Regions from separate parts of the Homo sapiens genome. Here region 2 is linked to region 1. Evidence: chromatin contacts called from ENCODE Hi-C data. All regions are on one chromosome and are shown on one strand. The core of a region is the stretch at or near the end of the contact, and the rest is flanking DNA. Distances in the headings are between cores, read along the strand shown. Region 1 holds the start of SAMD8 (sterile alpha motif domain containing 8). Region 2 holds the start of ZNF503-AS1 (ZNF503 antisense RNA 1).

Region 1 (6,020 bases), core at 1,106-3,605:
GGGAAACAAAAATTAAAAAACTATTAGACATGCTAATATGTTAATTGTACAACTCCATCTAACAGTTTCTCTTTAATTTTGCAATAACATTAAGCTGTAATCTTAATAGAGTTCTTATATTGCAGTTCAGCAAATTTTTACATGCCATGACTTTTATTCACAACTAAGTATGAAGATAAGGTCTCCAGAGGATCTCACTCTAAAGATAAAACCAACAAACAGTAATATTACATAAACTTCAACTGAAGATAATTTGTATTAAGTTAAAGAAAAGGGAATTAATACTTTAACAATCTCAGCATTTTTAGCTAAGAATTCACATATCCTTTGAAGAAACAATTACTATTCCACTGTGCATCTGAGGGTATGTCACATAGCCCATACACATAAACTAATTTAAAAGCTGTTGCAAATCAAATTATCATCTCATGAAGATTAAACAGTAGATATCCATTTAGATTTAATCAAGCATTTAGAAAACGCTTGATGCTAACAAAAATTAGCCAGCCATGGTGGCGCCCACCTGCAGTCCCAGCTACTCCCAGCTACTTGGGAGGCTGAGGTGGGAGGATCACTTAAGCCTGGGCAACACAGCGAATCTCTGTCTCAAAAAAAAAAAAGAAAGGAAAGAAAAGAAAAGAAGGAAGAGAAAAGAAATGGCCAACAACTTTACAAACCTATAATCACATAAAAAGTTGTAAAACATATGAGACATGTGGCTAAAGTCAAAGACTTCATGGAACCATGTTATGACTTAACAATCACAAAAGGAAGTCAATTTATCTCTACTAAAGTGAATATAAATATTGCAATCATTCTTTTTCTGGCATAATTATGTTTTGGAACTATGTCTTCTATAAAAAGCATCTGTATACCCACCTGTCCCAGTTGTGTTGGCTGCCAACTACAAGCATCCTCTGTCCTTATTTTTCCAAATCACTCTACTAAAAATACTATTCACACAATACCTGCAAAATAGTATTTCAATATTGGTTTTGCCAATCAGTCAAAGGTACCTCTCCAATTTTCAAGAGATAAGTCCAATCCTGGGGTTATCAGTGAGAGGAAGATTTGGTATTGCGCCTAGACTGTGGCAAGTTCACTGTGCCCCCTTCACCCAGAAACTTGCATTGACCATACATTTACTATGTGGCAAATACATGTGTCAACTTAAAACTTTGAAAGTGGAACCAGTCCATGTTGAGTATCTGTAAAATCCAAGTGTCCAAATTCTTGTTTCAAGTTTAATTTTTAAAATCTGAGTATCCAAAGTCTTGTTTCAAGTTTTTAAAACTTAAAGGTAATATAGTAAATTTTTAGGATCTTAACATGTCTGGTATTTAAACTTAGCTACGAAAAAATTACAATGAAAAAAAGGACACCATTACTGTCAATAAATCCAAATGATATCTTCATTTTCAGAATCACGTCTTCCACTACCTTCTTCAAACATCACTTCCTCTCCACTACTTCCCCCAGTCCTTTAGGCAAATCAGTGATTCACACCGCCCCTTCCACCCAAGATTCTTAAAATGATCCACTGTGCACGAACGAGAAAGCCCCACGATCCAAGTACATTGCCCTAGTGATCTTTGATGTTTTAAAAGGCACCTGTAAAAATGCCAAAGCCCAAAATTAGATCCCCAAGGGCTCCTTTTCTTTCTTGACCACACTTCTCTTTTTCAGTGCCTCCCTCACCCCTTGAGGCCAGACGATTTCCCATCCAACAGCCCTCCTCCTTCTAGTCAAACCTAAATCCTGCCCTCCATCACCACCAGCCCCACCCGGGGTGGGAGGCGGATAAGAGGGCTCCGTAAGAGGAGAACCCCATGAGAGGGCTCCAGTCCCAGCCCCGATCGCCCTCCCTCGCCCTGGGAAGGGAACACCGGCCCAGGTCTTGCTCCTCTGACTCCTCATCCCCGCTGCCAAACCCAGAGCATCTCTTCTTCCGGGTCCACATTCCCGCAGGACCTTCGATCTTTTTCCCCCACTGCGCAGCTTTCAAAAGCCCCCAAGCTCTGGGCTCTTCAAGCCTCCCCCTCTCGCTCTCTCCCTCTCGTTCCTCGGCCTCCACTTATCCCTCAGCCTTCAGGCCCTCAGTTCGACAACCTCCATTTGCTTCAGATTCCATTCCAGAGCTGACTATCCCGGTTCCCTCAACCGTCTCCCCGGGGCCCCTCCAGGTCGCGGTCCCTCGGCAGCCCCCGGCTCCATCCCAGACTCCCCACTCACCCTTGGCAGCAGGCGCCCCCCAAGCTCCCCTCTCCTCAGCCTCAGCTCCCGCTCACCTCCGCGGTCCGAGTCGGGCTCCCCGGACCCACCTCCGAGTCGGCGTCCGAGCCGCCGTCGGAGTCCGGGGCCCTCCCCGCCTCGCCGGAGTGAAGCGCCTCAAGCGGCGGGGGCGGAGCCCGGGGCGGGGAGCCGGAGTGGAGGCGGGGGCGGTGGCGACTGCGCGCAGGCATCGTCCCGGCCGCCGTCACCGCCGCGCCGGCAGCTGCTCGGAGCCGAACCGGAACTGCTTCGGGAGGCGGGGCCCTACCGGCCGGGGACGGGGTTCTACCGGCAGGGGGCGGGGCCCACACTGGAAAAGACGCGAGGCTCCAGATGGGCCCGAGAGGAGAACCGAGATGCTGCCGCGGAGGAGCCCGAGGGCGCATGCGTCATGCCGGAGGCCAAAGCGACAGGAGGAAGCGGGGCTAGCGGAGCCGGGGCGGGGCCTGTGGGATCAGTAAATGGGGTTAGGGCCTAGAAGGAGGTAATCCGAATTCCTCTGGAGAGAGCCAGCTCTTCTCCAATAGCCAGCCCCCAATGATCATTGTTATAATTTATTGCCCATTTACTCTTTGACAGTGTCTATGCCAAACGCCATATAAACATCTCATTTAATCCTTGTGCTAAGGCCGGGAGCGGAGGCTCACGTCTGTAATCCCAGCACTTTGGGAGGCTGAGGCGGGATCACCTGAGGTCAGGAGTTCGAGACCAGCCTGGCCAGCATGGGGAAACCTCGTCTGTACTAAAAATACAAAAATTAGCCGGGCGTGGTGGTGCATACCTGTAATCCCAGCTACTCGGGAGGCTGAGGCAGGAGAATCGCTTGAACCCGGGAAATGGAGGTTGCAATGAGCCGAGATCACGCCATGGCACTCCAGCCTGGGCGACAAGAGCAAACTCCATCTCAAAAAAAAAATCCTAGTGCTAATTCTGCAAGGGGGATCCTATAGCACAGAAAAGTAAAGAAACATACTGCCTGACATATTGCAAACTGATATTCCAACCCAAATCTCTCTAACATCAGATCCTGTATTTTCCTCACTCCACCATGCTGCACCACCCTGAGGGAAGGTCTCCTCCCAAGCCAGGTCTAGCATTGGCATAAACCAAGTCCAAACCCAGCTGTAACCTGGACACGAGCCCCTCCTTGGTCTTGCCTCCCCACACAGTGCCGGGCCGACTTCAATGGTTCTGAATGGGATAGACATGAGTGTAGACTGCTTCCATGGGATGCCCTGGTGTGGCCTTTCCCTTCAAACTGGTCTTAAGGCCAAGGGCAGCTGGGAACCTCCCCACTGCAGCTCATACCCTTCCCAGCTCCATTAGGGCCACTGAGAAGTCACATGAGAGAGGGTGAGACATCTCATCTCTCTTGCTGATAACCAGCTCTGGCAGAAGGACAGGTTGACCTTTCTCAGTTTCTATTTTGGGACCCAAAGCCCTTATAGGCAGAGGAATCTCCCTCCCACTGTTTCTGATGACAGTTAGCCCCTTTGGCTCTCAAAGTCTAGGGCAACACTCACCTCCCGTCTCCCCATTTGACATACAAGGCCCTCTTCAGCCTTCTCTTCTGAGAAGTTAGCCATCTTCACTACAGGACCATTGTTCAAACCTTGCCCCATTGGCCCGGCACGGCGGCTCACACCTGTAATCCCAGTACTTTGGGAGGCCGAGGCAGGCTGATCACTTGAGGTAGGAGTTCAAGACCAGTCAGACCAACATGGCAAAACCCCATCTCTACTAAAAACACAAAAATTAGTGTGGCATGGTGGCACATGCCTGTAATCCTAGCTACTCAGGAAGCTAAAGCAGGAGAATCACTTGAACCTGGGAGGTGGTAGTGGCAGTGAGCCAAGATGATGCCACTGCACTCCAGCCTGGGTGACAGAGTGAGACCCTGTCTAAACAAAACAAAACAAAAAAAAACACCTTCCCCCTCCCCCCATGAATCTTGTGGGCACCCTTTAAAGGAAGCTCTCCATGTCTCTTACCCATATTTCTCTGACTCTACAACTCAGAAAACTGTCCCTGACCTCCGTAATTCAGAGACTCATCCAACAGACATCCAATCCAGCTCCTGCCCAATTTGTGGCCCACCTAGACTGTACACTTCTTTCAGTTCTTTCTATCATTCATCCTTGGAACCAGCCACCTCCTCTGCACCCTGGATCTCTACTTTAACTCAGTCCTCAGAACCTAATAGCCTTAGGCAGGGCTCTACATCTACTAATTCCACAGATGTTTCTAAGCACCTACTATGTGTCAGACCCAGCATGTCCTTTGTTTCATCTAATCCTCAAATTCTCTGAGGTAGGTGTGATTATCCTTACTTTACAGATGAAGAAACTGAGGTTCAGGGTGGTAGCTGACTTGCAGAGGTCTCTCTGATTCTGTGTTCTCATGGAGTTTGGGGGTGGGGGGAGGCTTGGGGAGGAAAAGGTCTTGTCCACTCCAGAGGCCCCTGTGACTTGCTGAGTCACTTGCTTCTGTCACCTGTCCCTGTCAATCTCTGGGAAGGAGAAATGACACTGGAGAGGCAGAGAGGAGTGACCACAGAGGCAGAGGGGTGGGCGGGCTGGCCCATGGCTGAGACCTCTCTCCCAGAGCTGGGGGGAGAGGACAAAGCCACGCCTTGCCCCAGCATCCTGGAGCTGGAGGAGCTCCTGCGGGCAGGGAAGTCTTCTTGCAGCCGTGTGGACGAAGTTTGGCCCAACCTTTTCATAGGAGATGCGTGAGTGGTAGCTGGCCAAGGGGCATGGGGGTGGGGACGTGGAGAGGCAGTTCTTGGTCGCTTTACCAGACACAGGAGGGTGGAAACAAGGAGAAATAGCTCTGCTCTGACCATCCCAGGCCAGGGACCTTCTCCAGGACCCCCGGGGGTGCTGAGGTCAGTGCAGTGACCAGGTATGGCCACCAGGGAGAGCAGGGACTTCGCCTGCCTGAAAGCAGGGAGTCTCCCAGGAGTTCCAGGAAACATTTCCAGGACAACTGTCAAGTGTAGAGGCAGAGGCCCAGGAAATAGTATTTGGGGCATGAGATAAGGTAGACAGAGAGCCCCCTGTTTCTGGGCCCAGCCTCCCTCCTCTGGATACAGACGGTGGAGAAGCCTGACTGAAGGTGAATCAGAGAAGGTGTTGCCTCTAAACATTTGTAGGTTAGAAGCAGGTATGAGGTGGTAGCCAGTAGAGGACGGATATGCGTGGGAGGACATGGGGCAAGAAGGGAGGGGCAGCCAGGTTCCAGGGCTGAAGCAATCCCTTCCTTCCTGTCCTGGCCAAGGCAGGGACAGATGCATTGAGGAAGCAAAGAGGGTCTAAAGATCCCCCGACACACACACCGCCGGCTCAGCCACCAGAAAGTGCGGGGCTCTGGGTATAGGGCTGTGGAGTCAGACCCCACTTGGAGCTTGCTGGGGTTGGACTCTCTTTGGACCCTAATGGCTCGGTCCCTCTGCAGCAGGGGGCCAGGCACAGCCTCCCTCCTGGTCCCATGGCTTGGCCGGCATCAAGTGCCCTTCCTGCCCTCCCCAGGGCCACGGCAAACAACCGCTTTGAGCTGTGGAAGCTGGGCATCACCCACGTGCTGAACGCCGCCCACAAGGGCCTCTACTGTCAGGGCGGCCCTGACTTCTACGGCAGCAGTGTGAGCTACCTGGGGGTGCCAGCCCACGACCTCCCTGATTTTGACATCAGTGCCTACTTCTCCTCTGCGGCTGACTTCATCCACCGTGCCCTCAACACGCCTGGGGG
Region 2 (6,020 bases), core at 2,509-5,008, 180 kb before region 1:
AGGGTGGGCCTCTAAAATGGCCCCCTTGGGTGTGCCAGTCTTCTATGGTTGAGACTGTAGGGATGAAATAAGCCCCAGTCTCCCATAGCGCTCCCAGGCTTATCAGGATGAGGAAATTCCTGCCTAATAAATTTTGGTCAGACCAGTTGCTCTCAAACCCTGTCTCTTGATAAGATGTTATCAATGACAATGGTGCCCAAAACTTCATTAGCAATTTTAATTTCAACCTGGTCCTGTGGTCCTGTGATCTTGCCCTGCCTCTATTTGCCTTGTGATATTCTATTACCTTGTGAAGCATGTGATCTCTGTGACCCACACCCTATTCACACACTCCCTCCCCTGTTGAAAATCACTAATAAAAACTTGCTGGTTTCACGGCTCGGCAGGCATCACCGAACCTACCGACATGTGATGTCTCCCCCAGATGCCCAGCTTTAAAATTTCTCTCTTTTGTACTCTGTCCCTTTATTTCTCAAACTGGCCAGCGCTTAGGGAAAATAGAAAAGAACCTACGTGAAATATTGGGGGTGAATTTTGCCCGATATCTGGCTGAATTTCCCCCGATAATTAGAGACAAAGGATGTTTTATAATGATAAAATTGTAAATACATTAGGAAATACCAATTATAAATATATATGCACTGAACAACAGAACCCCTAAATACGTAAAACAAAAACTCATGAAATTGAAAGGAGAAATAGATAATTCGACAGTAATACTCAGAAAGTTCAATAGCTCACTCAGTAAATGCAGAAAAAACACCTGACAAAATCCCATGCAAATTCATGATTTAAAAAACGTTATGGGGGACAACTGGATATCCATATGCAAAAAAATAAACTTAAACTCTTACCTCATACCATACACAGAAATTAACTTCAAATAGATCACATTCAAAAAGTTAAACAAGGCTGAGCATGGTGACTCACAACTGTAATCCCAGCACTTTGGGAGGCCGAGGCGGGTGGATCAACTGAGGTCAGGAGTTCGAGACCAGCCTGACCAACATGGTGAAACCTCATGTCTACTAAAAACACAAAATTAGTTGGGCATGGTGGCACATACCTGTAATCCCACCTACTTGGGAGCCTGAGACAGGAGAATCACTTGAACCCGGGAGGTGGAGGTTGCAGTGAGCCTAGATCACACCATTGCACTCCAGCCTGGGCAACAAGAGTGAAACCTTGTCTAAAAAAAAAAAAAAAAGTTAAACATACACCAAGCATGGTAGGTCATGCCTGCAATCCCAGCACTCTGGGAAGCCAAGGCAGGTGGATTGCTTGAGTCCAGGAGTTCAAGACCAGCCTGGGCAACAAGGTGAAACCCCATCTCTGTTTATTTAATAAAAAATAAAACATTTTTTAATTTATATTAAAAAATTTTAAGTTAAACCTAGTCAGCGCATGACCCAGCAATCCCACTCCTACATATATACCCAAAAGAACTGAAAACATGGCCACATAAAAACTTGTACATAAATGTTCATAACAGCATTATTCATCATAAGAGCCAAAAGTAGAAACAATCCAAATGTCTATCAGTATAGGAATGGATGAACAAAATATTGTGAATCTATACAATGGAATATTATTTGGCCATAAAAAGGAATGAAGTTCTCATACATACTACAACATGGATGAATCTTGAAAACATTATACTGAGTGAAAGAAGCCAGGCGTTAAAGGCCACATATTATATGACTCTATTCATGTGGAATGTCTAGAATAGGCAAATCCATAGAGACAGAAAGGAGAGTAGTGATTTCCAGGACTAAAGGGAGGGAAAAGTGGGGAGTGACTATGAATAGATATGGGGTTTCTTTTTGGTGATTAAAATGTTCTCGAATTAAATAGGGGTGATATTTGTACAGCTTTGTAAATATATTAGAAACACATAATTTTACCTTCTAAAGTGTAGGCTTTACAGTATGTGAATTATATCTTAGTAAAATTATTTTTAAAAAATGGATCCCAGACCTAAACGTAAAACCTGGTAGTCTGGGGCTGGGGTTGGGGCTGGAACTGAGTACTGACTGAAAATTGACTCAGGAGGATTCTTTGGGATGATGGAAATGTTCTAAAACTGGATTGTGATCATGGTTGCTCTTTATAAACTTACTAAAAAATCATTGGATTGTTCATTTATAATGGATGATTTTACGGTATGTAGGTTTCACCTAAATAAAGCTGTTTATAAAATGAATCCAGTGAAAACAGAAATCAAAACATCACATGGTAAACAGTTGGGGAGAAGCTGGGATGAGAATGTATCTTAAAAATGAAATAAAGGAGGATAGGAGGTACTGGGGTAATGAATGTTATGTTTCTTCACCTCTTTATGGGTTGTAGTTTGTGAAAATTCATTGAGCTGTACTTTTGTGATATATGCACTTTTATGTATGTATTTCATATCACAATAAAAAGTTTCTTAAATGACATGGGCCTAGGAAGGGCCATGAATGAGCCAATTAACGAGTTACAGAAGCTGTGAAGCTCAGCTGTGCAGCTGCTCTTGGGTCTCTGTGAGATTTTCTGCCTTCCTTATTGCCACCATTTTACAGTAATACCCATTTCTAGAGCTAGCCTGAGCAAGTTTCTGTTTCTTACTATAAAAGAGCCTCATTAATACATCCACAAATACAGCTACTGAAATGAATGAAATCCACAAATACACCTCCAGAAGGGCAGGGGATTTTGTATATTGCTAAATCCCCAGTGTCTAGAACAATATCTGTCACACAGTAAGGTCTTAATGTACATTTCTTGAATGAGTAAACGAATGAGCAGAGGAATAGCTGTAGAGGAAGGAAGGTGTAGAGCAAGAGACTTGTAAACACAGACATTTTTCAATGCAGCCTAGCTAGAGTCGGGGGTGGGGGTCAGAGGATGAATAATGCCTCCTGGGAATGTCAGGAAAATGTCACAGAGGAGGAGATCTGAGAGCTGAGTCTTGAAGGATGAGTAGGAGTTTGCCAGGGAAAGAATACAGGAGAGTAGGATAGACAGAAATAAACACAGATAAAATCACACTGTTCTGAAAGAGGCTGGCACTCTTGGGGATCCTAAGAAGGCTCATGTGGCAGAAGGGCAAGGTCACAGTTGAGGACAAGTGAGAGATAAGGCTGGAGAGAGAAACTGGGGGTAGATGGAGAGGCTCACCTATTCCCAGCCAAGACACTGCAACTGACTCCCGTAGGAATCACAGCCAGGAGAGAATTTTTAGCAGGGGTCAAAATGGCTTTTTAGGAAGCTCACTTTGGCTGAGGCAAGAAGAGTTTCTCCTCTGAGTTCATGGGCCATCTCCTCTGTTGGTACCTACACGTCCTCTCCTGTATGTCTCTCTCTTTCTCTGCATTCTCTTCTCTCTCTCTCCCTCCCCCTGCCCCATGTTTTCATATCTAGATATCTCTTTTCTGCCTGTGGATTTCTTTCCATTTTTCTCTCAAGACATCACTCCTTGAAAATGTCCCTCAACCCCTTCCAGCTTACTTGTGCCCAAACAGCTTCGATTCCATCTTCAGGACTCATTCATCTCCACCAGGCTGGAGTCCTTCATAAAGAAGTAACACAAGATTTCCTCTTGAACAACAAGCTCTTCCGGGCTTCACCAGTTACAGATGAGAAGCCTGGAGGAAGGGGGGGTGTCTGAGCCACCCTCTACTTGGCCCAGAAAGAGTGGGCCACCACCCTCCAAGACCTGCATGGATCCAATGAAGCAAAAACACCATGCTCTCCTCTCAGACATCCTGATGCCACTCACAACGTGAAAGGGGCCAATGGCTCAGAAGCCACTGCCCTTCCGGTCTCCTCCAGCAAATCCTAATACCCAGTTCTCATGCCGATGACCTTCCGCTCTGAAATGCTTCCTGGCATCCACCCATCCTCCCAGGGGCTGGACAACTAGGTCAGGGAGAAAACAGCCCCTCTACCATGCTGAGACAGGGACCCCTCTCCAGGACAATTCTCTTCCCTGAGACAAGAGGGTCAAACAGCTCTCCTAGACATGACCTCAGAGATGTGCAGCCAGGGCCCTGGCCCAATTTATTACCACGGGGCTATAATTAGGTTTGTTAACATACAGTCGAGTGTAGTCTTGTTGACTAGGAACTTAATCACGTTACTATTGAGTTCCTGTACGTATTGCTCGGGGTGACTGTTTTACTTGTAGAGTTATAGCCAAGCCCAACGGGAGGAAATTAGCTTTGGACACAAGTTTGGAGGGGGGTTCTTTTTCCTCCTGACTTTGTCTCTCTCTCTCCCCCCTTCCATGTGAAAATATTTAGCAAACAGTGACAATGATGAAAAACAGTAGGAAACAAAATGTTCTACATTAGTATAAAACATGAAAAATGCAGAAGGACCCTTAGCGGTACAACATGTGTTATGCTGGCTGGCAGTCCATTAGCTCTGATAGACATTTCACTTACCTAAGTCAAATATAACAGTCGAGTATTCATTAATATAAGAAGGGGCTGTGGAATCAGAGCTACCATCTGGCTGGGCCGACAGAATAATCTACAACTCATGATTAGGTCTAAGGAGTGGGGTTTCACTTTAATCTTTCTCATTGCTCGAAATTTCCATCTGCGCAGTTCGGCACATCATTTTTCTTCAAGACAAATGTGCTGTTTTTCATGTTCCAAAATTAGATCAGAAGAAAACGATTAATCATGTCACGGCCTGGGAAAGGAAACAAAGCTCCGATACTCTCCTGCTCTCGCTCCCAGCTCCCGCCCCTCCCTGGCCCTGGACGGTTGCAAGTTTCGCTTTTCCCCCCCTCAACCTCTGGGTCTGCGGCACAACTTTGGGAGAGGCCGCCGCCCGCCAGGAGGAGGAGGGCGGGACTGCAGGGAGAGGTGTGAGGGCGCCCCGGGGCCCATGAGGGGGCGCGCCCCTGCCTCCTCCTGCCACCCCTCCCGGGGGTCGCCCAGGCGGGCCCGCCCCGCGCCGTGCCGCCTGCCCCCCGAGTCGGAGTCGCGGGCCCGGCGTGACAGGAAGGGCCCGGAGCCCGCCTCCCGCGCGTCCCCTCCCGGCCGCCGCAGCCCTGTCTGTCAGGCGGCTCGCAAGTCATAACAAATCCCTGGCGCGGGGCTGAAGCTGAGCATTTGCCGGAGCGTCATGGGGATGATGAATGACCCGTAGGCCTTTGAAGTGCTCTGCCAGTTCAGCTGGGTCCGCGGTGCTGACAGAGAAATATACACAACAGCGTAACCAATAATGAGAACATTAAACATTCCTGCGCCGTGACAGGCTGACAGAAAAACCCGGGCCCGCATCAATCATCGCGCAGATAGAACCCTGACAGGCGGCCCCTCGCTGACACCCCCTCCGCGCGCCCTCCCGGGCCTCCCCCTCTTCCTCTCCGGGGTCTCCCTTCTTTCTCTCCGGGCTCCCCGCCGCCCCTCCTCTCCTTCCCCACCCCTCCTCTCTCTTCCTTCCCCGCTCCGCTCAGTGTCCTCCCCCTCCGCCCTGTCCCCTGCCCCTGCCCTTGGGCGACTGCCTTCAGGGCCTCTCAGAGGTCAAGTGAGGTCTGGGCCACGTCCGTTCTGTGAGGCTGCCCGTGCCTGAACAGTGAAGAGATGCCACCCCAGAGTGAGAAGACTGCAGTCTTTGAAATTCAGCGTTAATAATTTGTGACTTTTCACCCATGCAAAAAAATAATAATAATACAATCATTTACATGAAACCTCATGTGGAACTAGGATCGAAAGCCCAACGCCAGGCCCTTAGGGAAAGGGAGCTCCAGGGGAACCCCGTCCGCCCTCTTCTTTGGGCGAGGGTCTTTTGGAGTATCTTCCTGTGTGACTTTGGCAAGGGATCCTTTTCTTTGTGCCAGCCCTGGCCTCAGCCCCTTTCTTTCAGCTGGATTTATCTGACTGAGATCTGATGTCTGGTCTGTCTGAAAGGGAAAAAACAGAGGAGAAACACAAAGATCTCCTCCTTTTCCTCCACCAGGAAATGAGATCTGCCCAGATAAGGCATGTGGGATGGACTCTCACCCACTTCCCAAAGGAGACGCT

What was found. Hi-C counts contacts between places; a loop is a spot of excess contacts on that map. Pooled maps may share reads with other maps.
Region 2: a loop to region 1 is called in a map of ascending aorta, with 4 times the contacts of the local background. The contact joins the promoter of ZNF503-AS1 here to the promoter of SAMD8 in region 1. A Hi-C loop is called at or near these places in 2 of 168 maps with a recorded cell type or tissue (ascending aorta and gastrocnemius medialis) and 12 of 50 pooled maps.

Annotation. Positions count from the first base shown.
Region 1 is chr10:75,107,991-75,114,010 of GRCh38, reverse strand. It overlaps SAMD8 (sterile alpha motif domain containing 8), which reads right to left and starts at 2,355. Exons shown (of 6, transcript NM_001174156.2): 1 at 2,289-2,355. DUSP13A (dual specificity phosphatase 13A) reads left to right here and starts at 4,854. Exons shown (of 3, transcript NM_001007271.3): 1 at 4,854-5,002; 2 at 5,802-6,019. The coding sequence starts at 4,854. It also overlaps a transcript of DUSP13B not described here. RefSeq lists enhancers at 1,647-2,595, 2,596-3,545 and a silencer at 2,269-2,608.
Region 2 is chr10:75,294,121-75,300,140 of GRCh38, reverse strand. It overlaps ZNF503-AS1 (ZNF503 antisense RNA 1), which reads right to left and starts at 3,758. Exons shown (of 4, transcript NR_038226.1): 1 at 3,490-3,758; 2 at 1,067-1,189. It also overlaps a transcript of ZNF503 not described here. RefSeq lists silencers at 4,878-4,927, 4,948-5,057.